Linked DNA regions of Homo sapiens: region 1 is linked to region 2. A link is an interaction called in ENCODE POLR2A ChIA-PET data of the cell type or tissue named here. Cell type or tissue: OCI-LY7. All regions are shown on one strand. Each heading gives the region's core, and the rest is flanking DNA. Links, peaks and the distances in the headings are about the cores only. Region 1 overlaps AMPD3 (adenosine monophosphate deaminase 3). Region 2 overlaps CAND1.11 (a long non-coding RNA gene).

Region 1 (9,471 bases), core at 3,336-5,835, 110 kb after region 2:
GCACTTGGATCCTCTGGTGAACTGAAAACACTGACCTCCAATGACCTTCAATTATTTTGTTCCTAAAATAATCACCCTTGAGTTCTGAAGTTTGGATGGGGTGCTTCCTGGATTGTCCAGTTGTTTTCCTCATTTATCTTGTGACTCATGGGGGTAAGGACAGGCTGACCCCCCTGTGGTGTGTCATTGGTAAGCCAGAGGACAGGACCAGAAAGCCCAGAATCCGCTGAGTCATGCTGAGGTCATTGTACCAAGCTGTGTCCAGCTGAGCTGAGCCAGGCTGACCTTCTTTTGTGCATCCCACGTGAGCCCAGCCTCATCTCTGAGGAGCCTGGGCTTTGGGGATGTTTTAGTTTTCTGCTTTGCTTTGTTTCCCCAGTGTCCAGTGGTCTGTCTTTCTGGTAAGAATGGCAAGATTAATGGCAGGAAGGATGCTGATGAGTGAGTGCTGTGGCTAACGACATGGGCTGGCTGGCATAATGCTCACAGAGGTCCAGTGGATCAAATATCTGGTTTGGCATTACTTGGAGATGCTCAGCCAGCCGTGGACAGCATTCCCTGCCCTGAGGTCAGCCGCCTCCTCACCCCAGCCCGGGCTGAGCGCCCAGTCGGCCGCAGCAGTAGCTCCAGAGTGTGGTCTAATGGCTGTCAGCAGCCTGGCCTTGAGGCTGCTGTCGTCCTCCCCCGGAGCTCCCATAGGTCCCTTGTGCTCAGGGAGGGGGAGTCAGTTTACCCATAGTGACTTGAGGCCATCCCTCAGCTTAGCTGGGGCTTCATTTCCTTAGGGCTTGTGGTTGTCCTATGAGTGAAGCACAGTGAAAAGGCAGACTGGGGATGAGGGGTTGGGGAGATGGGTAGGATCCAGGCAATATTAGCAGAGCCCTCATCCTAAGATTAATGAAGAGGGTTCAGTAACAGAATCAAATTACATTTAAAGAATCCCTTCTAGCTTCTGTGTATGGAGAATGAATTGAACCAGAGCACAAGAAAAAGGAACAAGACCAGTTAGGAGGTCACTGTGAATTCAGGCCTGAGAACATGCAGGCTTGAACTCCCGTGGTGGCAGTGAGGTTGGAGAATATTGTATGGATTTGACATCCATTTGGAAGGTAGAACTGATGAGACTCACTGAGGGAAGGGAGTAGTAGGAAGGCCAAGGATGACTCCCAGTTTTTCAGCATGACCAGCTGGATTCAGGACACACCATTTCCTGGGATTCCAGAATCTGGGAGAAAATCAGGTTTGGGCTGGGGTCAGAGATGGAGAGTCCACTTTTGGATATATTAAATTTGAACTGCCTTTGGGTTATCCAGATAGAGATATCAAGAAGGCAATAGTATGTACAGTTCTGGAGCTTTTGGCTGGTGGCATAAATTTGGGAATTGGTATAAGGAAAATAATTAAATGCACAGAAATGGAACAGATCACCTTTGGAGAGAATTTATAGTGAGAGGACAAGAGGGCCCAGGACCAGGCATCAAGAAATTCCATTATTAAGAGGTCTGGTAGTGAGGATGAGCTGACTAAGGAGGCTGAAAAGGAGAGGACAGAGATGCAAGGGGTCGGTCTGGTATCACAGGACTTAGCATGATATAGAGGGCATGAGAAATCCCATGAGGTGTTTTGAGACCTTGCTGGGCTCCTTCTGCAAAGGTGCCTTCTGCAAAAAACTGCCTTTCCCTGGAATGTGGGGAGAAGTCTAAGCTGACTGTTCATTTCTGCTTCTTAGGATTTGCTCTAAGATCTTTGGCCTTGGGCCCCACAGCTTGAGTCCATATGTTGGCTTAGGGTCAGTAGAGCGGCTTCCAGTAGAGTGGCTTCTTCTTGGGACTTGGATGCCCTGGAGTTTGGGTGAGGTGTAACTAGTCAAGGAAGGGTGTGTTTGGAGGCTTGGCCTTTAGTGTCTGTTCTTTTCATTCATTCCCACTTGGAGGTTTGCTTTGGGAATGCTCTGAGGGTTCTGAGAGGGATCAATGGGAAGAGTGGGATTTGATGGGCCCTCAGGGTTATCACTAAAACTGTGAGAACCTGTCGTACCTGTTAATTTGTTCATTCATTCATCCATTGGTTCGACTTTGTACTAGGCTCTGGGGTAGGTGCTGAAGACTTAGAGGCATCAAACATGGCCCTTGTCCTTGAGGAGCTCCCAGTCTAGTGAAAGCGTAGACACACAAACGTTAGAGTGATCGGGACGGTCTGCACAACAATGGGATGCCTGTGCCAGGTTTTGAGGTTGGGCAAGGGAAAGAGCATTCAGTTGTGCTTGGAGGAACAAGGTTGGCTCCCAAATGGAGGAGGTTGTGGGAAATTTCTAGGTGGATGAGATGGTGGAGAGAAAGGAGGGCATTCCAGACTGAAGAAACACGTGGGCAAAGGGATGCAGTGTACTGTACCTTGGTGTGTGGTGTACCCGTAAGTGGTTTGTCACGGCTGCAGCACAGAATGGGGCAGTGGCAAGGCGAGAGTTAAGGCTTGAAATAAGCCTTGAATCTCAGGCCAAGGTGCTTGGGCTTTATCTTGAGACTGATGGGCCCATAGGTCATTTGTTAACTGGGGAATGGCCTGATCCAATCTGCATTTTAAAAAGATTTCCTGGTGCTGTAAGGAGGTGGAATGCGCAGCAAGGCTGAAAGGGAGGGATACCAGTTCCGAAGTCTGGAGGAGAAATGGGGGGTGGGATCCAGACACTGGTGGGGCTGCCCGGATGGCCCATGAGGTGCTGGGGTTCTGTGCACATTGAGGGTTGGATGTCTTAACTCTTGTTGCTAGGGGAGGTGGCCTGACTCAGGGCCTGGTGGGCGCTGTGTTCCAGGTGGACACACACATCCATGCGGCCGCCTGCATGAACCAAAAGCATCTGCTGCGCTTCATCAAGCACACATACCAGACGGAGCCTGACAGGACTGTGGCAGAGAAGCGGGGCCGGAAGATCACCCTGCGGCAGGTGTTTGACGGCCTGCACATGGACCCCTACGACCTCACTGTGGACTCACTGGATGTCCACGCGGTGAGTGAGCTTCTGCTCCAGTGCCGCCAGCAGACAGCAGCCCTGGCTGGGGACTCAGCCCCCTGGAAAGCCACCATGATTGTGCTTGCCGGGAGGTGCTACGGAAGCAGCTTTCTCTTCTATCTGACTGAGAGGTCATGCGGCCTCAGAGAATAACAGGTCTGGGGCAGCCATGGGACAGGGAAAGAGGGTGTGTGGCTTGGGGCCTGACAGGTCTAAGCACTAATCCCACTCCTGCCACTTAGGAGTTTTGTGCCCTTAGGCAACTCACAGAAGCCTTTATTTCCTTGCCTATAAAATGGTGACAGCCATGTGCCTTATTAACTTAAAAAAATATTAAAACACTAAATGATGGTGTAACTGCTATGGAAAACAGTATGGTAGTTCCTAAAAAAGTTAAGTATAGAATTACCTATGCCTCAGCAATTCATTTCTAGGTATATACCCAAAAGAACTGAAAGCAGGAACTTGAACAGATACTCACATACCAATGTTCATAGCAGTATTATTCATAGCAGCCAACAGATAGAAACAGCCGGTGTTCATCAACAGATGAATGGGTAAACAAAATGTGGTATATCCATACAACGGAATATCATTCAGCCATAAAAGGGAGTCAAGTACTGTACATGCAACAACCATGAATGGATTTTTCAAAAGATTATACTAAATCGAAGCCAGACACAAAAGGACAAATATCATATGATTCCACTGATATAAGGTCCCTAGAATAGGCAAATTCATAGAAACAGAAAGGAGAGTAGAAGCTACCAGGGGCTGGGGAGAGGAAGGTATGGGAAGTTAGTGTTTAGTGGGTATAGAGTTTGTTTGGGATGATAAAAAAGTTCTGGAAATGGTTAGTGGTGATGGTTGCACAACAATGTCAATGTACTTAAAGCCACTGGAACTGTATGGTTAAAAATGGTTGAAATGGTAAACGTTGTGTTGTACATGCTTTATTAGAACAAAAAAAACTTTTGTTAAACAAAACATTGAATGATATAATGTGGAGAAAGTGCTTTACAAAATGTGAGTAGTGATAGGGAATGTTCTATTATTCAGTGGTGCAGCCTCTCTGCTCACTAAGTCAGCCATGTCCTGAGCCGAGCTGTGGTAACTTGCAGGTGGGGCCTCTGCTGTTCCTTCACAGGGGGCCTTGCCAAAGGATCCCAAGCTGACCGAGTGAGGATCCATGGTCCTGGTGCTCAGGAGTTTCTAAGGTTTCATGCAAGAATTGACATAGAAGATGTCTTTCGGTGTGGCCATACAGAAGGCCGCCTCGTAAAGGTCTAGAGAGGGGAACGTGCATGGTGGCTGCAGAACGATGCGTTGATTGGTGTGGTCTCCCCCCTCAGGGCCGGCAGACATTCCACCGCTTTGACAAGTTCAACTCCAAATACAACCCTGTGGGGGCCAGTGAGCTGCGTGACCTGTATTTGAAAACTGAAAACTATCTGGGAGGAGAGTACTTTGCTCGGATGGTCAAGGTGAGTGAACCCTCAGTCTCTCTGAGGCCTCTCAGGTGCCTCCCAACATCTGCCTTCAGAGAGTGGGGGCCCTGTGTGCCCCTGGCCCCTTCCCCTCCCTCTGTGTACCATCAGCTCAGGGAAGGGTGAGGTGCCCAGGTGCCCAGTGCTGTGGTCTGGCTGCCTGCTCCAGGCAGTGCTGCATGTGCCAACTGCAGGAAAGAGGAGGGAAGGGTATCCACCTTGGCCAAGCTCACAGCACCTGGCCTGGCTTTCGTGTCTCTGCAGCCTGAACCTAGCTGGGTGCAGATGAGCTCCGTGTGGAGATGCTTCTGCTGTGGCCTGGTTCTGCAGACCCAAGGCCTTCCTCACCAGAGGGGGCCTCTCCTAAAGTGGAACAAGAGCTTACAGGAGCAGGCAGCCCTGGGGATTTAGATGAGTGCTTCCAGCCTGGGAGCAAGGTGGCTGGGGGAGCAACAGGACCCTGCTGGTGACGGAGAGTGAGAGTCTCCCATGTAGCTGGGATGCACTGGGGCTGACCCAAGCTCTTCTTGTGCCAGGAGGTTGCCCGGGAGCTGGAGGAGAGCAAGTACCAGTACTCAGAGCCACGGCTCTCCATCTACGGCCGCAGTCCTGAGGAGTGGCCCAACCTGGCCTACTGGTTCATCCAGCACAAGGTCTACTCTCCCAACATGCGCTGGATCATCCAGGTGCCCCGGATTTAGTAAGTGAGGTGGCCCGCTGTCTACCCTGTGCCCTACAGAGGTGACAATCTGTCCCTCATGGGCTGCTGAGTCTGCACTCCTGAGGGGTAGGGCCTGTTCTGGTGCCAGCTTACGCTTGTCCTTTCCAGGGATTTTTCCATAGAAGGAGTGATGAAAAAGATGTCTGCATGACACTAGAGCTCTTTTTTTTTTTTTTTTTTGAGACAGAGTCTCACTCTGTCACCCAGGCTCTGAGTGCAGTGGCATGATCTTGGCTCACTGCAACCTCCACCTCCCTGATTCAAGCAATTCTTTGCCTCAGCCTCCCGAGTAGCTGGGATTACAGGCACCCGCCACCACGTCTGGCCAATTTTTATATTTTTAGTAGAGATGGGGTTTCACCATCTTGGCCAGGCTGGTCTTGAACTCCTGACCTCGTGATCCACCTGCCTCAGCCTCCCAAAATGCTGGGATTACAGGTGTGAGCCACTGCATCCAGCTGACACTAGAACTCTTGATCTTTGAAAAATATAGATGTGCAAAGGCCTTGGGGGAACTACTACCCCCGCCTTCTTCTCATTGTGGGTTGAGGATGGATTGTCCTTTTGGTGAGCCCCAGGGTATGGGGAGAGCTGTAGTGGTCTACATTGCTGGCCTCTCCCTGGATGTCACTCAGACGGCTGCTGTCCTCTCCAGGCGGCTGGCCAGGGTGGAGCCCATGGCTCCAGGATGGGCTGGGGTATGTGGTTTAGGGAAACAGAGCTGAGTAACAGAATGTTTGGGTCACTGGGAATTTGAGGATTCATATCTCAGTCTCTTGGTCAGCCAGAATGCCACCATCCCATTCCTAGTGGCTTCTGGCTTGAGAAAGTGCTCTGATGGGCATGGGTAGGTGTGGAGCTTGCAAACCAAGGCAGAATATTGCAGACATTGCTGGGAGAGGAGGACAGAGGAGGGATCTGTTTTCTGGTCCCATCTGACTTGATTCTGGGTGTTTGATGGGGACACAGGGTGCCTGAGGAAGTGACTGGGGCTGGTCTCTGACAGGGCAGCAGGCTGTTGGATCCACCTGACAAGCGAGTCTTTGCTGTCCCCCAGTGACATATTTAGGTCAAAGAAGCTGCTGCCAAACTTTGGGAAGATGCTGGAGAACATCTTCCTGCCCCTTTTCAAGGCCACTATCAACCCCCAAGATCATCGAGAGCTTCACCTCTTCCTTAAATATGTAAGTGTGGGTGGTGCCCTAGGCAGGGCTCATAGCGGCAGAGGCAGGAATGGATTCGCTGTGAGCTGGGTCAGGCTTGCTCCTGCCCTTCACGATGGTATCTTAGGTCCTGCCACCTGTGTTCCAGGCGTGGGGTCACCAGCCCCAAGAAGCTAGATTTCTAAAAAGTCCCCTTCTCCTCAGGGGCAGCTCTGGGAGTCAGTGGGTGTGGGGGGATGGGGGTGGTGGTCTTGGGGTAGGCCTTTCCCCCAGCAGGGAAGGCAACAGTGGGCAAAGACTGGGAACTCGGTTCCTGCCAGGTGGGGCTGGAAAGGCTGGATCTAGCCCCCGGCAGCACCAAGCAGCAGCCTCAGGTTTTTTTTTCGGAAATGCAAACACTTCAATTCACCTGCTTTACCTCGCAACAGAGGCCCTCACACCATGTGTGATTAAGTACAAGCCCCTAAAGTGTATTTCCCTTCCGGATCCAGTTGTAGGAGAAGGAGAGGAGCAGTCTGGGAGAGGCTTAACCAGGGAGGGAGGCGGAGGGGGCGGGAGCCGGTCCCACCCTCCGGATGCCTGGGATCGAGGGGGTATCAGATGGTGATACAGGCCAGTGCCTGGTGATGGATGACTTTCTACAGGGAGAGGCACAGCGGGGAGCCCGAGGGCTGGGGCACGGGGAAAGAATTGAGTCTGTGTGCCCAGAAAGTGACTGGACAAGCTGAGGGACATCATCAAATTTATGTTTTAGACAAACATATTCTGGCTGTTGTGTGGAGTTGGCCCAGAAGAGAAGGTAGCTGGAGGTGGGGGCAGGGGTGAGAGTCAGGGGCCTGCCTGGAGACAGGAGGGGAGCTTGACCCAGCGGAAATAGCTCACACTCGTGCGTGCTTCTGCCTGGCCTGGTCAGACGCCACAACGTGATCTCACCTAAGCCTCACAATTACCCCGTTACTATCACCATTTTGTTGTTAACAGTAAGCGGAATTATTATGTGCTTGGTGCGTGTTGGACACGGTGTTGAGTGCTCTCCCTGGATTATCTCATTTAATCCTCACCAAAGCCCTGTGAAGCTGCTAGCTTCAATTGACACACAAGGAAATTAAAACAGATCATAAAGCTAAAAGTGGCAGAGCTGGAATGCGTTTCCAGGCAGGCTGACTCCAGCGATGTACCCTGAACCCCTATTCTATGTTGCCTCCCAAGTGAGAATAGTAAGGTGCACAGCAGCTACCAGCTTGCGTCTCTGAGGTGTGGCAGCGCAGGGACTCTGCACAAAGTGTGGGGCTTGGTGAGAAGCGGTGGGCGTACACCTGGCAGGACCTGGACAGAGACTGAAGGAGGCACTGGGGGGAGTCTAGGATGCCTCCCAGGTGCCTGGCTTTGCAGGAGCATGGATGATGTGCTGTCCGAAGGTTGCTGCCAGCAATGGAGGAAGAGCAGGTATGGGGAGGAGGAGGAAGAGCAGGAGGAGGAGACAACGCATTTTGCACCCGAGGCTGTGGGAGATGCAGTGGTGAGGCCCTGCTTCAGCTGGATAGAGCTCTGAAGAGGGGCTGAAATTATCCGCATGCCAGGCCCCAGAAAGTTCGGGTGAAGTATGGAGCTAGTGAGCACAGAGCAGAGCTCAAGGTCCTCCCTGGCCCCCCAAACCCGTCTAGGGAGTGCTTAGGGTCATAGCAGGGACCCTGTCATTTCCTTTGACACACAGGGCTCTGTGACACGGAAGATTCTGGCCAAGCTGCCTTGCTCCTCTGGGCCTTTGCTGCCCCCATAGGAACAGGAGAGGCCAGCAGACCTGGCTGGGGTCTGGGGCGTGGGCTGGGAGCCCTCCAGTTTGGGCCAGTTGTGGATTAAGGGGGACAGTCTCTTTCTCCCATCTGCTATTCAGAGGCCCCTTTGCAAAGCACTGCCGTGGCCTGGTAGCAAGCCTCCCCTGTGCGCTGAGAGCCCGTACCCTCCATGCATGTGTTCTTGGTTGGGGATGACCCCTGGGATCAGCCAGAAGGCTCCAGTGACTCAGGAGCAGCCCCCCAGGGGTCCCAGCCAAGGTAGAACTGCAGTGGAAGGGTGGGGGTTTCCTGAGGCTACTCAGGCCCATCTCAGAGGGCAGCTCCCAGTGGGGATTGGAGAGCAGAGCTGCCTCCCAGGAGCCATGGCTTAGCCCAGCAAGGACCCTCTTATCTGTCTGTGAGGCAGCTGGCGGGTTTCTCCTGGCCACACCTGGACATGCCCTAGAGTATTCTCTACCTACCGCCCCAAAGAGTGCAGACCCAGAGCCCAGAACCTGTTTTTTTTGTTTGTTTGTTTTTTGTTTTTTTTAGATGGAGTCTTGCTCTGTCACCCAGGCTGGTGCGATCTCGGCTCACTGCAACCTCCACCTCCGGGGTTCAAGTGATTCTTCTGCCTTAGCCTCCTGAGTAGCTGAGATTACAGGTGCACGCCACCATGCCCAGCTAATTTTTGTATTTTTTTTTACTAGAGACGGAGTTTCACCATGTTGGGCAGGCTGGCCTCGAACTCCTGACCTCGTGATCTGCCCGTCTCCTCCTCCCAAAGTGCTAGGATTACAGGCATGAGCCATCATGTCTGGCCAAACCTGGTTTCTTGAGCAACTTTCTTAATTGCTTTGGCCCTGGTTTGCTCAATTGTAAAATGGGGCTGGCAGCCAACCCCTCCCTCCTGGGTTGCTCTGAATATGAATTAACTGACGTGAGTAAAGTGCTTTGAGCAGGGCTTGATGAGTGATGTGTACTAGGACCCTTTTCCCTCATCGCTTGTCGCTGCTGCTGATGGCAATGGCCACTCCTCCCTGCAGGCTGGCCTCGGCATAGCAGAGGGGCAGGTGGTGGCCATGGCTGCTTTGCCCTTCACCTGGCTTGGCAGTTTCCTCCACTGTCACCACCACCACACAGGGGCTTGGCACTCTCCTGTCTCACCTCCAGAGTACCTATGGAAGCTCCGAAGGGGCAGACCTTGGTGTTGTACCCACTTTTCATCCCTGGGAGGAATATGGCCTCAGGCAGGCCAAGGGGTCCCCAGCTGAGGTGTGAACCTGAGGGGCCCAGACCCACAGGCCTCTGGCAG
Region 2 (9,471 bases), core at 3,098-5,597:
GGCAATCAGTTGTCCCCTCAAAGGCATTCAGTATTTTTCCCCAAGCCCTGTGATTAAGGAAAGGTGGTAGGGCTTCAGGCCCTTATTCTCAGTACAGAAAGGGGGAAGGAAGGCAATGTTAGGGCATAGGAGGGGGATTGGGACTGCAACCTCCCCCTCTTCAGCAGCTAGTCTTGTTTTTCCTATTGGATCTGCCAGAATTAGCATCTGTAGGGACTTCAAGACCTCCCTGGAGGCATCTATAGCATCCATCACACAGAATGTTTAGAATCAGAGTAAAGGAGTCCTGACAGATATTGTGTCTGGATTTCAGCGAAGTGGAGAAGATTCAGAAAGCTCTGGGGGCCAATTCTTGTCTTTCCCACTCCAACTTGGGGGCATGGCCTATGTTTCCATAAACCCTCCAATATTTTACTTTTTTTTTTTTTTTTTTCTGGGGAATGTGGTGGTGGTAGGAGTGTGGAGTGGACTCTTTCACAACTCTTGAGGACGGTCCCCATATAAATTCCAGGAAATTGTCAGCACCTCCCTAGTGGACAGCTCCCCATCAGCCACCAGAATCTCCCCATCTCAATGGGGCCCCTGGGCCACTGGTGTTCTGGGAACACTGGCTTGTCTTTCTCTTGTTCTTCTTTCTTTCTTAAAAAATTCACTTTGGTTTAAGGAGCTCCAATTTAAGAGATTTCATTATTTAAGATACCCAATGTATATAAAGGAATGAGTTGGTCCAAATAAAGGACCTTTGGCTAAATATAAGAGCCTGAGTAATTGAATTAGAAACAGCTCAAGGATGGGTGTGTATCACAGCTCAGGAATCTTTTATAACAAGATTTTCAGAACCAAACCAACATCAAGAACACATCGTCTTACAAAAATTGTTTTGGGCTATTTCCCAGTATTAATGCAATATGGGAGAGGTTAGTTGGACAGAGAAATCTTAGAATTCCATGGATATTTTAATAGTTTAAGGCTAAAGTTCAGCATATTTGGAATCTGAATTGTCCCAGAAAATCCAGAGTTATGCTTCTCTTGCTCATAACCAGCAGTCTAGAATGACTCAGGTAGAAGAGAGAAGTCTAACAGGAAATGGAGATCCTGGCATTGTGAATGCCCTGGGAACTAAAGTACTAGAGGGTGCACAGATTTTCCTCTAGTAAAAGGAGGAAGCATAAAAAAGGGAGCATAAAGGTTTGAAAAATTGTGAAGCCATCTGTTATTGCTTCCCTTAACAGAAGTGGAACACTGCCACCAGAGCCTGTAAGAAGGTATGTGGCCAGGTCAGGTGCTGGCAGGTGAGGCTGGTTGACTTCCATTAGGCTCTTTATGAATCAGCTTTTAGGGTGGAAAGTCTCCTTGGCCCAGAGCCTGGTTCTCATCTTGGTAGGCTTGGAAACACATGTTTATCAACACTGAGAGTGGCTCTATCTCACTCAGAATAGGGTTTCATTGTCTGAGCTTGCAAGTGCTTACTGTGTAAACTACTTGCTAAACATTTGTTGGCGATGAGAAGCAAAACCACTTGGGGACTGGGCATTTGCTGCCTCTTGTCAGCATCCCCTCTTTTTTAATGGAAAGCCATCTGGGAAACCAGGTCATCCTCAGAAGATTGCTTGGTGAGCTTGGAATCAGATTTAGGGGTGATCGTTTCATGATGGTGCAACCTGTTGATGGCAACAGGTTCTAATCAGCTGTTACCCCCATGCCTGGGATGGGGGAAGGACTTCCTTTGAAGCTGGGTAGGTTAAGGCCTTGGGTCAGGAGACTGCCCCTCTTTGTTTGGGTTCCTCCAGAAGCAGGCCCTGAAACAAGGATTTGAGTGCAAATGGTTTAATTGGAAAGTGGTTCCAGGAAACAGTGGTAGCAGAGTGAAATGAAACAGGGAAAGGAAGGAAGCCAATACAGATGTGTTATCAAACAAGATACCACTGTGGGTAACTGAAGCTTAGCCTCACTGAAGACTCTGGGAGACAGTGTACAATATGCATCCCCATGTTAATCCAACCTAGGGTCCAGAGATCTGGGTCTTTTTTTTTTTCTTTGAAACAGAGTCTCACTCTGTTGCCCAGGCTGGAGTCCAGTGGTGTGATCTCAGCTCACTGCAACCTCTGCCTCCTGGGTTCAAGCGATTCTCCTGCCTCAGCCTCCCGAGTAGCTGGGATTACAGGCATGCACCACCACACCCAGCTAATTTTTGTATTTTTAATAGAGATGGGGTTTCACCATGTTGGCCAGGCTGGTCTTGAACTCTGGACCTCAGATAATCTGCCCACCTTGGCCTCCCAATGTGCTGGGATTACAGGCATGAGCCACTGTGCTCGGCTGGAGATCTGGGTCTTTATGCACCAACTCTCATAAGTCATTGGCTGAGTGATACTCCTGACCAGGGAGTGGATTGGGTGGCTAATTTGCCAACACATCCTTCCTACTGCGTACATGGGAAGAACGAGCTCTGGTGGCCAGAGCTTCAGTCAAGAGCAACAGATGTGGTGGTTAGAAGTTGGGCTGGTGGGTCTGAAATGGATAGTGCTGAGGGGACATAAGAAGGGCACAAGTCGCATATTTGCCCATCCCTGTATTGTGGGCAGTCATGAATTGACTTTGCTTAAAAAAGCTCATCCCTTTTTTTTCTGTGCTTGTATCATTGACCCTTTATGATTAGTCAATTCTCTTTATTTATTTTTTTTGAGACCAGGTCTCACTCTGTCACCCAGGCTGGAGCATAGTGGTGTGATCATGGCTCACTGCAGTCTCAACCTCCTGGGCTCAAGCGATCTCCCTACCTCAGTCTCCCAAGTAGCTGGGACTATAGTTGTGTGCCACCATGCCAGGGTAATTTTTTTATTTTTATTTTTTGTAGAGATGGGTCTCACTATGTTGCCCAGGCTGGTCTTTAACTACTGGGTTCAAGTGATCATCCTACCTCAGCCTCCCAAAGTGCTGGGATTACAGGTGTGAGCCACTGTACCCAGCCTCTTTATTCTTTAAAATAAGTTTGTTAAACTGAATCAATTAGGTTCTGTGCTTCCTACTTCTTACCCCAGAATAGTCTATGATTATTGCTTTCTACATGTTCTAGTTTTATTTATAATGTGGGGGTTTAAAATTTTTACTTCTTAGAATTTTGGGAGTGCCTTGCTGATGACCACATGTACTGCTTAAAGGAGGTGGGATGGGGAGAAGGAGAAATAGATCAGTAACTAGAAAAGGAGAAACATTTAGAAACAAAGTATTTGATGGGTTCTGAACTTTTTATGCAACTTGACCACAAATTCTTAAGTTCATCTGGAAGAAAAAATGCAGAAGTCTAGCCAAGAACATTTTGAAAAAGAACAATAGTGAAGAATTTTCCCTATTAGATATCAAAATATACCATAAAGCTATAGTGGTTAAAACATTGTGGGATTGGCACAAGCATAGACAAATAATTCAGTGGAACTGAACAGAGACTCCAGAAACAGATTCATCTACATGTAGAAGTTTAGTATATGATGAATATGGTATTTCACACTTGATCTTAGCCAAAAGCCTGAGAAGTAATGAATACGGTATTTGAAATGACAGGGCACAAAGAGGGGAATAAGGGTGAATATTATAATAGATGATGTTCTTAGTTATCTATCTGGGAAATGATTGGATTAGAATTCCTATCTCACACATATACAAATGAAAATAAATTTTCAAATGGATTACGGAAGGAATACTAAAGAACAACACTAAAATGTTTTAGAACAAAACATTTGAGAGCAGTTTTTCAATCTTGGAGTGGGAAAGACCATTCTGAGATTCTAAAATTGAGAAGTCTTAATAAGAAGGGGCTGGTAGATTTGACTACATAAACTCGAAAACTTTTTTGCAAGTTAAGACACCATAAAAACATTAAGAACACAAAAGAAAGTTTTTCTGCATCTCTGCCCCCTCTCTCTGGTGTCTATCTTTCTAAGTCTGGCCTCTCTCGAGTCCCTGTCAGCTTGTCTGAGTCTCGGCTCCTCCCGGTGAGTCTCGGCCTCTCCCACTCTGAGTCTTGGCACCTCCCACTCTCTGAGTCTCGGCTCCTCCCACTCTGAGTCTTGGCTCCTCCCTCTCTGGGTCTCAGCTCCTCCCCCTTTGAGTCTCGGCTCCTCCTTCTCTGAGTCTCAGCTCCTCTCTCTCAGAGACTCTTCCTCTTTCCCTGTCTTGGCTCCTTCCTTCCTGAGTTTCAGCTCCTAGCTCTGAGTCTCTGATCCTCCCTCTTTGGTTTTCTCCCCAGTCTTGTCTCCTACCTTTTCACTCAGGTTGTCTCACAATCTGTTTCCTCAAGAAAAGTAGACGAGTCCTGGACAGACAAATGATGAGTTTCATTCATAGACTGAGGAAGCAATAAGGAAAAAGGAAAAAAAAAAAGAAAACAGCATGGGAAAGATTTGCAGTGTATATAGAACAAAATATCAAGATTCATAAGGAATATATAGTAAGTATAAATCCATCAAAAAGGTACAACTGGCCAGGCGCGGTGGCTCACACCTGTAATTCCAGTACTTTGGGGGGCCGAGGTGGATGGATCAACTTGAGGTCAGGAGTTCCAAACCAGCCTGGCCAACATGGTGAAACCCCATCTCTACTAAAAATACAAAAATTAGCCGGGCGTGGTGGTACACGCCTGTGATCCCAGCTATTCAGGAGGCTGAGGCAGGAGCATCACTTGAACCTGGGAGGCAGAGGTTGCAGTAAGCCAAGATCACACCACTTCACTTCAGCCTGGGTGACAGAGTGAGACTCCGTCTCAAAAACAAAAACAAAAAAAAAGGCGCAACTACCATGAGAAAATTGGTTAAAGGATATTCACAGGCAATTCAAAGACACTGAAATGTGTGCAGCTTAGTAAGTGCTGTGATGCACCCGGCTCCCTCCTTCAGAGCCGGGTACTCCTTCTCCAATGCTGGGAGTCTCAGTAGCCTGTGGTTACTCCGTGAGTCTCTCTCTAGGAGTCGTCATTTATTCAGAACAAAAGTATATCCTAGCTGGGCGTGGTGGCTCACGCCTGTAATCCCACACTTTGGGGAGGCTGAGGCGGGCGGATCACTTGAGGTCAGGAGTTCAAGACCAGCCTGGCCAACACGGTGAAACCCCGTCTCTACTAAAAATACAAAAATTAGCTGAGCATGGTGGCGCATGCCTGTAGTCCCAGCTACTTGGGAGGCTGAGGCAGGAGAATCACATGAACCTGGGAGGTGTAGTTGCAGTGAGCCAAGATTGCGCCACTGCACTCCAGCCTCGGCAACAGAGAGAGACTCTGTCTCAAAAAAAAAAAAAAAAAAAGAAAGGATATCCTGCCATTCCTATGAGAGAAGTCACAGAGAAGTCTGAAATACACAAAAAAGTCTTTATAATTAAGTGGTCTTCACTTTTTTTTTTTTTTTAAATACACAGAATTTTGCTCTTATTGCCCAGGCTGGAGTGCAATGACACGATCTCGGCTCATCGCCACCTCTGTCTCCCGGGTTCAAGTGATTCTCCTGCCTCAGCCTCCTGAGTAGCTGGGATTACAGGCATGCGCCACCATGCCCAGCTAGTTTTGTATTTTTAGTAGAGACGGGGTTTCTCCATGTTAGTCAGGCTGGTTTCGAACTCCTGACCTCAGGTTATCTGCCTGCCTCAGCCTCCCAACACATTTTTATAATTATAATTGAAAATAGTCTTCACAGTTTCATTATAATAATCATGTCAATTTCCTAAGTTTTTAAAATTTAATTTAAATTAAAACCTTGAATTTCCTTTAGTTTTTAAAATTTAAGGACTTAATTCTCTTCCACATAAAAAAGTGGCCCAATTTCAAGGACTTCATGTCTAAAACACCAAAAGCAATGGCAACAAAAGCCAAAATAGACAAATGGGATCTAATTAAACTAAAGAGCTTCTGCACAGCAAAAGAAACTACCATCAGAGTGAACAGGCAACCTACAGAATGGGAGAAAATATTTGCAACCTACTCATCTGACAAAGGGCTAATATCCAGAATCTACAATGAACTCCAACAAATTTACAAGAAAAAAACAAACAATCCCATCAAAAAGTGGGCGAAGGACATGAACAGACACTTCTCAAAAGAAGACATTTATGCAGCCAAAAAACGCATGAAAAATGCTCATCATCACTGGCCATCAGAGAAATGCAAGTCAAAACCACAATGAGATACCATCTCACACCAGTTAGAATGGTGATCATTAAAAAGTCAGGAAACAACAGGTGCTGGGGAGGATGTGGAGAAATAGGAACACTTTTACACTGTTGGTGGGACTGTAAACTAGTTCAAGCATTGTGGAAATCAGTGTGGCGATTCCTCAGGGATCTAGAACTAGAAATACCATTTGACCCAGCCATCCCATTACTGGGTATATACCCAAAGGATTATAAATCATGCTCCTATAAAGACACATGCACACATATGTTTATAGCGGCACTATTCACAATAGCAAAGGCTTGGAGCCTACCCAAATGTCCATCAATGATAGACTGGATTAAGAAAATGTGTCACATATACACCATGGAATACTATGCAGCCATAAAAAAGGATGAGTTCATGTCCTTTGTAGGGACATGGATGAAGCTGGAAACCATCATTCTCAGCAAACTATTACAAGGACAAAAAACCAAACACCACATGTTCTCACTCATAGGTGGGAATTGAACAATGAGAACACATGGACACAGGAAGGGGAACATCACACACCGGGGCCTGTGGTGGGGTCCGGGGGATGGGAGAGGGATAGCATTAGGAGATATACCTAATGCTAAATGACGAGTTAATGGGTGCAGCATACCAGCATGGCACATGTATACATATGTAACAAACCTGCAGGTCGTGCACATGTACTCTAAAACTTAAACTATAATAATAATAAAATTTGAAAAAAAACCAATTTGCATTTATGTAGATGACATGTTATTGTCTAAACCAAACCTTTTTTGGTATTTGTTTGCTTTTACGTCAGGCTTTGAAGTTGCTAAGAAATTTGCTCTGCCCTCCCTACTCTCCTCGAAGGAGATGTGACCTGTTCCCTGGATTACCCTAAGGATCCACCACCCTTCAGTAACCGAGGGGGCCAAGGGCCAGGAAAGCGGGCAGCAACTGAATTCCTCTCTGGGATCTGACTGTCCTCAGCAGAGAGAAACACCACACGGACTGGAGCAGAGCCACAGTTCTGTGAGCTGTGAGTTCGTCAGAGAGATGTCCCTGACAACAACAGCTGGGTTTGTGATTGTGATTTCCCTGGCAGCTCTGTGAATCCATGTGCTCATCTTTCCTGACATGAGCCTCTCCCCCTTGCACAATGCAATGGGGTTTTTACTATCCACCTGGAGCAGTTGAGGTCCAGAGAGGCCAAGGAAATAAGCGAGAAGGACAACAGCAGGATTCAAAGCCAAATGCCACATAGCGTACATGCCTGAATGAGGGCATGGGTTCCCTAAGAAGCCCTCCCTTCCTTTATGCTCCACAGGCTCCTGTGCCATTCCCAATTATGCCCCGTTGGAAGTATCTTGGAATTCTTTAACTATTCTTGTACACAGCTCTAACACCTCTGATTGTCAGGGATTCATGTATACCTGTGGAGTCTAAAGGGTGCAGCAAAGCAGTTAATTTTCTCAGCAAATCATCCACTGGTCCATATAGCAGCAGCCTTAGATAGGCAAATCGGTGTTCCCTTTGCCCTCTTTGCCTCCCTTATGACCCCGTTTCTTTGCACTCCCTGGCCTCCCCTTGGATTCCTACTCTGTTATAGAGTGATAGCATCACATCCTGAGGTCTTCAGGAATTAACGTCTTTCAAAATAGTCAGAGGAGCATCATAAAACAAGTCTTTCTCAATCCCAGCACTTTGGGAGGCTAAGGAGGGAGGATCGCTTGAGCCCAGGAGTTCAAGCCTAGTCTGGGCAACACAAGGAGATCTCGTCTCTTAAAAAAATGTAAAAAATTATCTGGGTGTGGTGGCATGTGCCTGTGGTCCTAGCTATTCAGGAGGCTGAGGTAGGAGGATGGCTTGAGTCCAAGAGGTTGAGGCTGCAGTGAGTTGTGACAGCACCACTGCAGTCCAGCATGGGTGACAGAGCGAGACTGTCTCAAATTCTCACGCCCCAAAACCCAAGTCATTCTCTTTCTAATATTGATTGCCTTCCATAGCTTGTGGTTTTTATGCTAACAGAGTTTCTGCCACTCTATGGTGACTATCTAGAGACAAACCTTCACTACAAGAATGGTGGGGTTATATGTTGGGAAGAAGTGGGCAAGGGGAACAGGAAACCTCATTATGCTACCACCGCTCCTCTCCCAGGTGGCGGACCCCTTGAGGGCAGGGATGTGTCAGAATCCCGCCTGTCCCCACACTAAGCACAGGGTCTGTTGCAAGGGGAAAGCTCAGTGAACCTTGGATGAGTGAATGAAAATACTCGGGCTGTAGGAAATCAGCCCTCAACGACATCCCTGAAGCCCGTGCCTCCTTCATATGTGCAACCCACTTTGTCCCCCACCCACTGCCTCTGGTGTGACTCACTTTCATTCATCCATTTACCAACATTAAGAACTATGTTCACTGACTGTGCTGGAGCCCTCTGGAGGGGCCAGACAACCCCAACAGTTGCAACACTGTCTTCCGCTGCTAGGATGGGGTCGACACAGGGCACGGTGGGGACGCAGAGGAAAAGGGCTGGATCCAGACACGGCAATTGGGAAAAGCTTGAAGTTCTTTCTAGAAGCTGTAAAGTTCCGGGCCAGAGGTAGGGACAGGGCGAGGGGAGCCAGCAGAGAGAGAGAGCTGGCCTGCAGTGGGGCCAACAAAAAATGTGGCCAGCCGCTGGCCAGGAAGGGGAGTGAGAAGCCTCAAATGAAGCTTTGACATTGTTTTTCTTTCTTCTGGAGTGCTGCCATGTGCCGCCACACAGAGCATCTCACGGGTAGATGCGTATTATTGCAATGTGTTTATCTAGGAAACCAGAGCCCAGCTCCAGCATCTGGTTTTCAGCACAATCCTGAGTGAAGTCCAATTTTCCAGTTGGGTTAATGAAAATAAAACTTGGGAAGTTGTGGGCTGGCTGCATCAGGGGCTGAATTCTGGGCTCATGCAGGGCCATGGATTGCAGAGCCGGAAGGGCTTGGGCAGGTCATGGATTTATTGTGGACAACCTTGCATGGGGAGGGAGTTGCTGCCTGGCCTGGCTCTGAGGAACACGCCTCACAGAGGAATGATGTCTTTGGATTTTCTCTGTCTTAACCTGACACCAGTTGACGGAGCACCTACTTTGGCTGAAACACTGGGCTGCGTTGTGGGGCAGGGGTGAAGCACAGGTGTGGACCAGTGCCTGAGCCCAGCTTGCTCGAGCACAGTGCAGCCAAGGAGAGATGCCCGAACACACAGGCATCACACAGGTGGACTGCTGAGTGGGACCCTGATAGCTTGTCAGGGCTCACCACTTTGAAGCTGTCTGGAGACCTGGGATCCGA

The links. ChIA-PET counts read pairs that join two places held together with the same protein. Peaks named below come from ENCODE experiments on the same cell type or tissue, not always from the same donor. Only the 100,000 strongest peaks of a DNase experiment are listed, where the experiment ranks them.
Region 1: POLR2A ChIA-PET joins it to region 2 with 6 read pairs; 2 of 35 experiments call an interaction of 5 or more read pairs at or near these places.

The regions. Positions count from the first base shown.
Region 1 is chr11:10,490,537-10,500,007 of GRCh38, forward strand. It overlaps AMPD3 (adenosine monophosphate deaminase 3), which reads left to right. Exons shown (of 15, transcript NM_001025389.2): 7 at 2,813-3,007; 8 at 4,363-4,494; 9 at 5,034-5,197; 10 at 6,276-6,402. Among named protein-coding and RNA genes, the nearest start is that of MIR4485, 13 kb to the right of the region's middle. In OCI-LY7, for the core only: no CTCF peak of the experiment used is centred there; no DNase peak of the experiment used is centred there.
Region 2 is chr11:10,378,672-10,388,142 of GRCh38, forward strand. The region is part of intron 2 of CAND1.11 (a long non-coding RNA gene); the gene reads left to right. Among named protein-coding and RNA genes, the nearest start is that of AMPD3, 72 kb to the right of the region's middle. RefSeq lists a silencer at 8,751-9,045. In OCI-LY7, for the core only: no CTCF peak of the experiment used is centred there; a DNase peak (open chromatin) is centred at 4,050.